2 separate regions of the Homo sapiens genome follow, and region 2 is linked to region 1. The links are chromatin contacts, found by Hi-C or POLR2A ChIA-PET in ENCODE. All regions are on one chromosome and are shown on one strand. Each heading gives the region's core, a stretch centred on a gene start or an enhancer-like site at or near the end of the contact. The rest is flanking DNA. Distances are from core to core; before and after follow the strand shown. Region 1 holds the start of SF3B2 (splicing factor 3b subunit 2). Region 2 overlaps PACS1 (phosphofurin acidic cluster sorting protein 1).

Region 1 (4,564 bases), core at 1,454-3,953:
AAATATGATCATAAAACTAGGAAGCATTTATCTACTCATTCTGCAAATATCTGGGGGATCTACTTTGAGTCAGGAGCTGGAATTCTAAGTCAAATGATACATAGTTACCACTCCATAAGAGAGAATGCTCCACAGCTCTATAAAGATATGAGAATGTTAACTTCTGGCACCAACCAAAGGAAGCTATCCACTCTCTCCAAAAAGATATCCTGAATATAGATTCTGCATACAATTCTAGGAGACTCAAAGACGCCTCTGAGGCCATCTAGGGACTCCTCATCCTACACACAGAGATCAGTAGATGCCAGGTCAGAGCCACTGCTTTAGAGAAAATGAGGCAAATCCTGGATCAGAAGGAACATGGAAATTGAGAGGACTTACATAAACAGGAACCACTGTATCTGGGCAATGCAAACCCCAATGACTACTAAACGCAAGGGGTGTGAAATCAAATCAGGGAGCCCTCGATGTCACACAAAAGAACATGGGAACTGTGCCTGGGGCAGGCAAAGAAAAGGGTGATTGCTTCCAGCTGGGTAAGGACAAGTCAGTCTTCCTTGTATTCAAGCTGTATTTTTTTTTTTTTTTTGAGACAAGAGTCTCGCTCTGTCACCCAGGCTGGAGTGCAATGGCGCAATCTCAGCTCACTGCAACCTCCGCTTTCCAGGTTCAAGCAATTCTCGTGCCTCAGCCTCCCAAGTAGCTGGGATTACAGGCACCTGCCACCATGCCCGGCTAATTTTTATATTTTTAGTAGAGACAAGGTTTCACCATGTTGGCCAGGTTGGTCTTGAACTCGTGACCTCAAGTGATCGCCCACCTCAGCCTCCCAAAGTGCTGGGATTACAGGCATGAGCCACCATGCCCTGCCTCTTTTTTTTTTTTTTGAGACAGTCTCGCTCTATTGCCCAGGCTGGAGTGCAGGGGCTTGATCTTGGCTCACTGCACCGTCCACCTCCAGGGTTCAAGTGATTCTCCTGCCTCAGCCTCCCAAGTAGCTGGGATTACAGACATGTGCTACCACGCCCAGCTAATTTTTGTATTTTTAGTAGAGAGAGTTTCGCCATGTTGGCCAGGCTAGTTTCAAACTCCTGACCGCAGGCGATCCACCTGCCTTGGCCTCTCAAAGTGCTGGGATTACAGACATGAGCCACCACGCCCTGCCTCTTTTTTTTTTTTCCTATTTTTTGGTTTAATTTTATTTTATTGTAAGTTTTCGGGTACATGTGCAGTATGCGCAGGTTTGTTACATAGGTAAATGTGTGCTATGGTGGTTTGCTGCACCTATCAACCCACTGCCTAAGTATTAAGCCTGGCATGCATTAGCTATTTTTTCTGACACTCTCCCAGCCCCTCCCCCATCACCTCCCCCCTTTTTTTTTTAAAGAAGCAAAGTCTCATTCTGTCACCCAGGATGGAGTACATGGAGTACAGTGGCGCAACCAGAGCTCACTGCAGCCTCCAACCCCAGGGCTCCAGCAATCCTTGAGCCTCTTTATAGGGACTTTATAGGCGCGTGCCACCGTGCCCAGCTAATTTTTAAAATTTTTTGTAGTAACAGAGTCTCACTATGTTGCCCAGGCTGGTCTCGAACTCCTGGCTTCAAGCGATCGTCCCATCTAAGCATCCCGAAGTGGTGGGATTACAGGCATGCGCCACTGCACCCGGCCACAAGCTGCTTTTGGAGAAGCAGACAGTGGAAAAGGAGGCAAGTGTCAGCATCAAAGAGAGAACTGAAGAGCTCACAATTCTGTCATGGCAGTACCTCCCTGCCCAACAACTGCAAGTGAGAGGAAGGGCTACCCTGAACATATGGAATCTTTTTTTTTCCCCACTCAGGTCAGGCGAGTAATGTGCAAGGGTGTCACATCTCACACATGCACGTGAACACCCAATCATCATGCTCATGAACTACAAAAGGATCAGCAGATGGAATCTTAAAAAACAGAAGAATCTCCCTACCTGTGCCGACATGGGAGGTGGAGCGGCTTTGTCCCCATCTTCCCCTCTCAAAACCGGCCGATTCAGCACGATGCCAGTCTGCAAAAGAGAAAGGACTCTAGGTCAGTCCAAAACTAGCTGTTTCACTAAACGACGTTCGCTCCCAATTCATTCAACAAAACGTACCCAGTGCCTGTCTGCCAGCGCTCTGGCTGGGCACTGAAGAGGACCAAGATGGATACAAGAAATTACAACTAAGCTGGCAAAGGCAAGAACAAGCTAAAAAGGGCAAGCCTCCGCCTTGCTGTGCCGAGATAAAGAAAGAATGAAGACCGAGCCGTGATGGGGTATATAAGGTCTCCTGGAGAAGCTCGGCCTATCCTGACGTCCCGCCGCCAACACCTACCTGGCGGGTGTAGCTCTGCAGCCGCTCCACCAGCTCCTCGCGATTACCTGCAGGGCAAAGTACACGATCAATGGGGCAGGCCAGCCCGGCCAGGTCAGGCCCCAGCGGCCTGCCTCCGCCCCTCGCACCCGAGTCTCCCGGGTAACCAGGCTCCGCTTCTCCGCAGGCCCGTAAAGGCCCCTCGACTTCCTGTGTTCCTCACCCTGGATCGGAGCTCCGATCTCTGCCAACTTGGCCTGAAGCTCCTGGGCAGCCCAGGCGCCATAGTGGCCTGGAGGTGGCGGCGGCGGCAGCTGCAATTCTGCTTTGGGAGGCTCGGGATGCTCCGTCGCCATCTTAGCCGCAGGAAGGCGCGCGACCAACCCGGAAGCTGGGGCCAGCCTCAGGGCCCACTTGCCGGAACTTCCGGTGGCGCCGTATGCCACGTCCTCTCTGGTTGGGAGGCGACGCGCACTCAGGCACACCCGCTGCCGTGCGCTGGGCGACGGGATTCGCCGCAGACGCACCTTTCTCTAGTGGCCCCTCGGCGGTCTGGTCGCGAGGCCTCCTGGGAGTTGTAGTGCGCAGGTCTCGGTCTCTGCGGGCCCTGCGCGCCGCTACGGCCCCGAAGGCCGGCGGCGGGCCGGAGGGCGGGGCTGCGAGGAGGGCTGGCACTTCCCCGAGGGAGTGTTTTCTGCGCCTCACCTGCGGGAGCGAAGGCTCTCAAGCTTTCCGGCCCGGCCCTCCGGTCAGATCCTCGAACGCTTACGCTCCCAGGGAGTCCCGAGAGACTCATTTCCCCGGCGGCCCCGCGTTGCGGGCGCCAAGCGGGAGGCTGGAGCCGATGCCTGGGATAAAACAGTGTCTGATTGTCTGCCCGCCCACCCCCGGCCCAGGCCCGGATGAATGGGCTGAAAGGGGATCCAAGCCGGGAGAGCAGCAGGCCTGCCCGGGCTGAGCTCCAGCTGCCGACCTGGGGGAAGGGCGACTCTAAAGCCCCCTTTTCCACCTTCCAGGCCGGCTCAAATGTCGTCTTCTCCACTAAGCCTCCTCCCGCTTTCCTTTCCTTTCTTAGAGCTCCCATAATACGTTCGAATCTCCACCGTTTGTTAAGTCTTTCTTGCCCTTTCTTCCTACCTCTATCCCAAAAATGTGAGCAGGGACTTGATCATTTTCAGTCTCGCATCGCCTGGCGTTCAAGAGGCGCCCAATAAATGATTACTGGAAAAAAAGGAACAATGTTTCTGGTGAAAGCATTTGTGTCTTTTTTAGTCTCAAAAATAAACTCAGGCCCTTTTCCCTCAGCCGCACCTGCACTGGGGGCCCCACCTTGCCTCCCACTCCCCACCCCAACTCCCCTTGGCCTTTGGAGACAGAGGCAGAGACTGGCAGGGATTCTTGCCTGCCTAGCATCCACCTCTCCCTGTCCCACACCATCAATTCAGTTTCTCTCCCCACCTCTGCCACTAGCTCTGCCCTCTCACCAACAGCTAGCCTGTGTGTGTTTTTTATGTGTGTTGAGAAAGGGAGTGGGGAGACTCAAGTGAAATGGTCTCATTTTCCCCCTACACATCCCCTTCAGATCTTTTCTCCAGCTCCATTTTGCCAACTGCCCCCAGTGGAGAAGAAGCTGGGAACAGGGAAAAAAAAAGAATGGGGCACCAGGTCGGGGGAAGGTGAGGTTTGGGAGAGACAGGGAAAAGGACTGGGTTGAGAAAGGTTGGCTCACATCCTAGCACTGGGTGGGAAGTCCTCTTCCTCCTACCCAAACCTTGACCTTTCCCCTTTCCATCAATATCACTATGGGAGGCTCCTGCAGCCACACTCCCAGAGGAGAAGCCAAACCCGGAAAGGACAGTAACGAAGACAGAAAAACAGCGCCCTTCCCTCCAGCTTGTCAGCCCACTCAGGCAGAACCTTTCTAGCCCAAAGGAAGGCTCTTCTGCTCCCTGTAACTGGAGAGCCCAGGGCAGGTCATCTGAGGCTGAGGGCCCCAAGGCATGTGTAGGTGCTAGGGAAGGGGGCGGGGTCTCTGAGGCAGGATAAACTAAAGGCTGATGGAGTCTCATTTTATTTATTTATTTTTTATTTATTTATTTATTTTTTTTTTTTTTTGAGACAGAGTCTCAGTTGCCCAGGCTGGAGTGCAGTGGCTCTATCTGCGCTCACTGCAAGCTCCGCCTCCTGGGTTCACGCCATTCTCCTGCCTCAGCCTCCCGAGTAGCTGCGACTACAGGC
Region 2 (4,564 bases), core at 1,349-3,848, 170 kb before region 1:
CTTCTATAAACACTAAAGGGCTTTTTCCCCCAAAAGATGTTGGAACACCAGCAGGACTCCAGCTGTGTCTGACCAAGTGTTTGGCATGGGATATGGATGAGGTATCACTAGAGGTCCCAGAAGTCTGCACCACTGTGCTCATGGACAATGTCAGCTGCTGAAGGGTAAGAGTGTAGGCCCGTGTCAGAGAGAAGGGGGCAAGAGTGGGTAATGTGTAGGCTATCATTTCATGAAGGACTAGGCTCTAATGCCATTATTTATAGTGCTGTGGAAATAGCGACTTAGCAGCAGGCAGTCCTGGCTGGAAGTCTGCATCTGTGGCTGCCCTGACGCACTGTCAGGGCTCATTGTTATCAGCTTGGAGAACCAAATTATGTTGCCATTGTGTGCTCAAGCCTTGGGAAAATTCAACAACTGGAATAATTCGTATCAGGAGAAATTCTTTCTGGTTCTAGCGATAAACTGAATCCTCTAAAATGTGGGGAACAAAAAGCAAGATTAAGAAAAATAAATAAATAACAGTGCTAGGAAACCAGGGAAGAGAGGACACAAGTTGAGGTGGTGCGTGCACACCTGCCTACAGGTGCACAATCTCGTGGTTTTTCCTAATCCATTCAGAAGTTCTCCATTTAAGAGCGCAGTCTGGTTCTGCTGTTCCCAAAGCGCCTTTCATACCAAAGGATTCCAAAGTTTCACACCCACATCCAGACATATGGGGCTCTTCAAAATAGAAATATCAGCACAGAACCAGCAAAGTGAGTCTGAAACGTGGCCAAGGGAACCAGAATTTGAAGGACTCACTAAAAAGACATCTAGATTCTATCAATTTTAGGAGTCCACAACTGAAATGGCACTAAGGAATTATAATAATAAAAGCAATAGTAGTCGGTGAGCAATGAGCAGTGCTCTGTGTGCAGTAAGTCAATCAGGCACACCCCACGCAGCAGTCTGATGTGCATGATCCTGTTCCATCTCCTCACTACCTTGGGAGGCACGAGCTTTAACACGTACCTTGTAGATGAGGAAGCAAAGGCGTGGTAACATGCCCAAGATCACACAGTCAGTGGAGTGGTGGAGTCAAGACTCAAACTCAGAAGCTCTACCCTGTCCCAAATGTGTTTTTGCCCTGACAGAGGCCCTTAGGCCATCATATTATAAAGGCTGACACTCACCTGGCTTTTTTTTTTTTTTTTTTTTTGAGATGGAGTCTTGCTCTGTTACCCAGGCTGGAGTGCAGTGGCGGGATCTTGGCTCAATGCAACCTCTGCTTCCCAGGTTCAAGCAATTCTCTGCCTCAGCCACGCGAGTAGCTGGGATTACAGGTGTGCATCACCATGCCTGGCTAATTTTGTATTTTTAGTAGAAACAGGGTTTTGCCATGTTGGCCAGGCTGGTCTCGAACTCCTGACCTCAAGTGGTCCACCCACCTCGGCCTCCCAAAGTGCTGGGATTACAGGTTTGAGCCACCGTGTCCGCCCTCAACTGGCTTTTGAGCCAAATGGGCTCCTATACCGACACCACAACCCTACAGATGAGGCACCGAGGCTCAGAGTGTCTAAGTAATTTTTTCTGTAAGTTTTATAAGTCAGGTAACTAACATTTATTGAACATCCACAGTGTTAGGTGTTCTGCTTACTGCTTTTGGGGCACTGTCTCAGTTAGTGATTTAGTTACATTTTGTTATATTAGGGCACTTGCTCTACATTCCTAGAACACTAAGAAAGAGTCCTCCCTCAGCCAGCTCCCAGGTATCTTTCTAGAGTCATCCCATATAGTTAAGAGGGAATTTAGCTCTCATGGCCAGGGGTAGGGTTTGCCCAGTAGGGTTTGCCCATGTGGATGCTGTCAATTCAGCAGGGCCATTCAGCAGTTCCATGTGAGGAAATGCATCTCCAAGCCACATCCTAAACACTAATACCAAAGAAAGTGAGGTGGCTGGGTACACACTGCACTCCAGCCTGGGGAGTACAGCGAGACCCTATCTCAAAAAAAAAAAAATAGGCCGGGCACAGCGGCTCAAGCCTCTAATCCCAGCACTTTGGGAAGCTGAGGCGGGCGGATCACCTGAGGTCAGGAGTTTGAGACCAGCCTGGCCAACATGGAGAAACCCCATCTCTACTAAAAATACAAAAATTAGCCGGGTGTGGGTGGCACGTGCCTGCAGTCCCAGCTACTCGGGAGGCTGAGGCAGGAGAATCGCTGGCACCCGGGAGGTGAAAGTTGCAGTGAGCCGAGATCGCTCCATTGCACTCCTGCCTGGGCGATAAGAGCAAAACTCCGACTCCAATAAAAATAAAAAATAAATTTAGAAAGAGTTTTTTTTTTTTTTTTTTTTTTTTGTAAATCGAGGTCTCCTCAGTTCTTGGATCCCCATGAACCCGGCCTGGAACGGCGTCTAGGGTGCAGGGTCTGCAGGGGCAGGGCTGGGGTTTCTCCCAGGGAGGAGTCTGTTTGGGCTGCAGTTTCCCATGCATTGCCTCACTAACGTCACGTGGGGCGCTGTCCTAAGCAGGAAGAACGGTGAGCTGGGAGAGAGCCCCACCTGGTGGCAACAGGCAGAAGGGCAGCCAGGGGATGCCCCAAGAGAAGGTGGTTTCCAGGACAGGCACCTGCCCTTTCAGACCCGTGCTTTTCAGCGGTAGAGGCCTCTCCTGTTTCCTATCATCTCCGCACAATTACTACCGATCTGCAGGGCGAGTTTGGTATTCCCCCTGGTGAACCATGAGTAGGCTTCATCTGCCAGTAAAGCAGGTGAACAGGAGGACTTAAAGGATTTGTTTCTTTGATCTACAGAAAAGACACTGGGCTTTGGAGGGCAAATCCTAAGCTGGGCACTCACATCGCGACAACACTCACTTGCCTTCCATTGTAAACGAAGGAAGAGCAGCTTCCTAGGGCCTGAGGTCACTTCAGGCTCACACCCACCCCTGCCTGTGATCTGCTGAGGGAGCAGGGCCTTTCTAGGAGGGGCGGAGCAAGGCCCAGGTCGTGGCTCCGGCTGCTACAGTACATGCCCCCTTTTCCCCTTGCTCACCAGAAAAAATGGAAACCTCTTGACTAAATTATAAATTTTCTCGGGGCACTGCTCCCCTCTATGGATTCTTGGCCCAATAAAGCCTACTAGGGCCTCCTGAGCACGTCTCAGTGGCTCCCCTCCTCTCCATACCTGCTCCTTCCCCAGTCTGGTGCAGGGCCACTCACTACTGGCCAAACGCCCACTCCATGCCACACTCTCAGCTACCACAGAACAGACACGAAGGGAGAGGTTTTTGTTTGTTGAGATAAGGTCTTGTTCTGTCACCTAGGCTGGAGAGCAGTGGTGCGATCACAGCTCACTGCAGCTTCTGCCTCCTGGGCTCAAGGGATCCTCCTGCCTCAGCCTCCCAAGTAGCTGGGTCTACAGACGTGCACCACCATGCCTGGCTAACTTTTGCATTTTTCGTAGAGATGGGCTTTCACCATGTTGCTCAGGCTGGTTTCGAACTCCTAGGCTCAAGTGATCCACCCGCCCTGGCCTCCCAAAGAGCTGGGATTATAGACATGAGTCACCACGCCCAGCAGAGGGGGAGATTGTATGTATTCTGAGAGGGAAGGCGCTGGGCCATGGCAGAAACAGACCAAAAGGAACAACCCAGCCTGACACAGCAATGACCCCAAAGAGCTAAGCTCCCAGCCAGACTGAGGGGAGGAAAACTGAGGCTGAAACAAGATGAGGCCATTTTCTTTTTTCTTTTCTTTTTTTTTTTTTTTTGAGGGAATCTCGCTCTGTCGCCAGGCTGGAGTGCAGTGGCTCAATCTTGGCTCACTGCAACCTCCGCCTCCCGGCTTCAAGTGATTCTCCTGCCTCATCCTCCTGAGTAGCTGGGACTACAGGTGCACACCATCACGCCCAGGTAATTTTTGTATTTTTAGTAGAGATGGGGTGTCACCATGTTGGCCAGAATGCTCTCAATCTCTTGACCTCATGATCTGCCCGACTCCACCTCCCAAAGTGCCAGGATTACAGTTGTGATCCACCATGCCCAGCCAATGGGGCCACTTTTCTAAGGTCACAACATGAGCCCTGATCAGAGATGCAGAGGGCCAGAGCGTCGAGCCCTGACATGCCACGGTCCCACCCCGCCCCGCAGTCGCGGTTGCGCTCACAGGGCTGGTGGTGTCTTTTCCGAGGCTGCCTTTGCTGTTGAGGCTGCCAATCTCCGTCTGGGAGCTGGACTGCGACATCCCCTCAAAGAAAGGCCTGTGGTGAAGAGCACAGCCAGGGTCAGTGCTGCCAGGGCTCAGAACAGCATGCTGGGAGAGTTGAATGGAGCTGGCATTCAGGGTGGGTCAACAAGCTACAGGTGTCCAGAACGCCCGGTGAGCAGGGAAGTGCAGGGTGAAGAGGAGGGGCGGGTCAGGAGAGGGGGTACTTCCTGAGAGTCCTATAGGACTTCTGTCAGTGAGAGGCAAAACAGTGACCTTCTCCAAGACAGCCAGAGGTTCAGAAAGGATGAAGGACCAAGATTCTCTGGTAATAGAGGGGACAGCGAGGGAGGGGTCAGGAGACTGCTATGGCCAGGAA

What was found. A loop is a pair of places that touch in the nucleus more often than their neighbours do. ChIA-PET counts read pairs that join two places held with the same protein, here RNA polymerase II (POLR2A). Pooled maps may share reads with other maps.
Region 2: a map of B cell shows a loop between it and region 1 (13-fold over the local background). The contact joins the enhancer-like site here to the promoter of SF3B2 in region 1. A Hi-C loop is called at or near these places in 1 of 168 maps with a recorded cell type or tissue (B cell), 17 of 37 single-sample maps with no recorded cell type and 12 of 50 pooled maps. POLR2A ChIA-PET finds 5 or more read pairs at or near these places in 6 of 52 experiments (CD4-positive, alpha-beta T cell, H1, OCI-LY7 and 3 more).

The regions. Positions count from the first base shown.
Region 1 is chr11:66,050,503-66,055,066 of GRCh38, reverse strand. SF3B2 (splicing factor 3b subunit 2) reads right to left here and starts at 2,703. Exons shown (of 22, transcript NM_006842.3): 1 at 2,550-2,703; 2 at 2,348-2,394; 3 at 1,963-2,040. The coding sequence starts at 2,682. It overlaps SNORD13F (small nucleolar RNA, C/D box 13F), which reads right to left and starts at 1,923; the gene lies at 1,839-1,923. RefSeq lists enhancers at 2,496-2,665, 3,286-3,335, 3,154-3,705 and a silencer at 2,876-3,085.
Region 2 is chr11:66,220,830-66,225,393 of GRCh38, reverse strand. PACS1 (phosphofurin acidic cluster sorting protein 1) reads right to left here. Exons shown (of 24, transcript NM_018026.4): 10 at 4,147-4,240. Among named protein-coding and RNA genes, the nearest start is that of KLC2, 35 kb to the left of the region's middle. RefSeq lists enhancers at 1,618-2,118, 2,119-2,619, 2,425-2,664, 2,725-2,824. Within about 2 kb of position 2,598, at least 4 of the 41 ENCODE cell types and tissues checked have a DNase peak (open chromatin) inside an H3K27ac peak, as active enhancers do; they include B cell, where a contact is called at or near this core.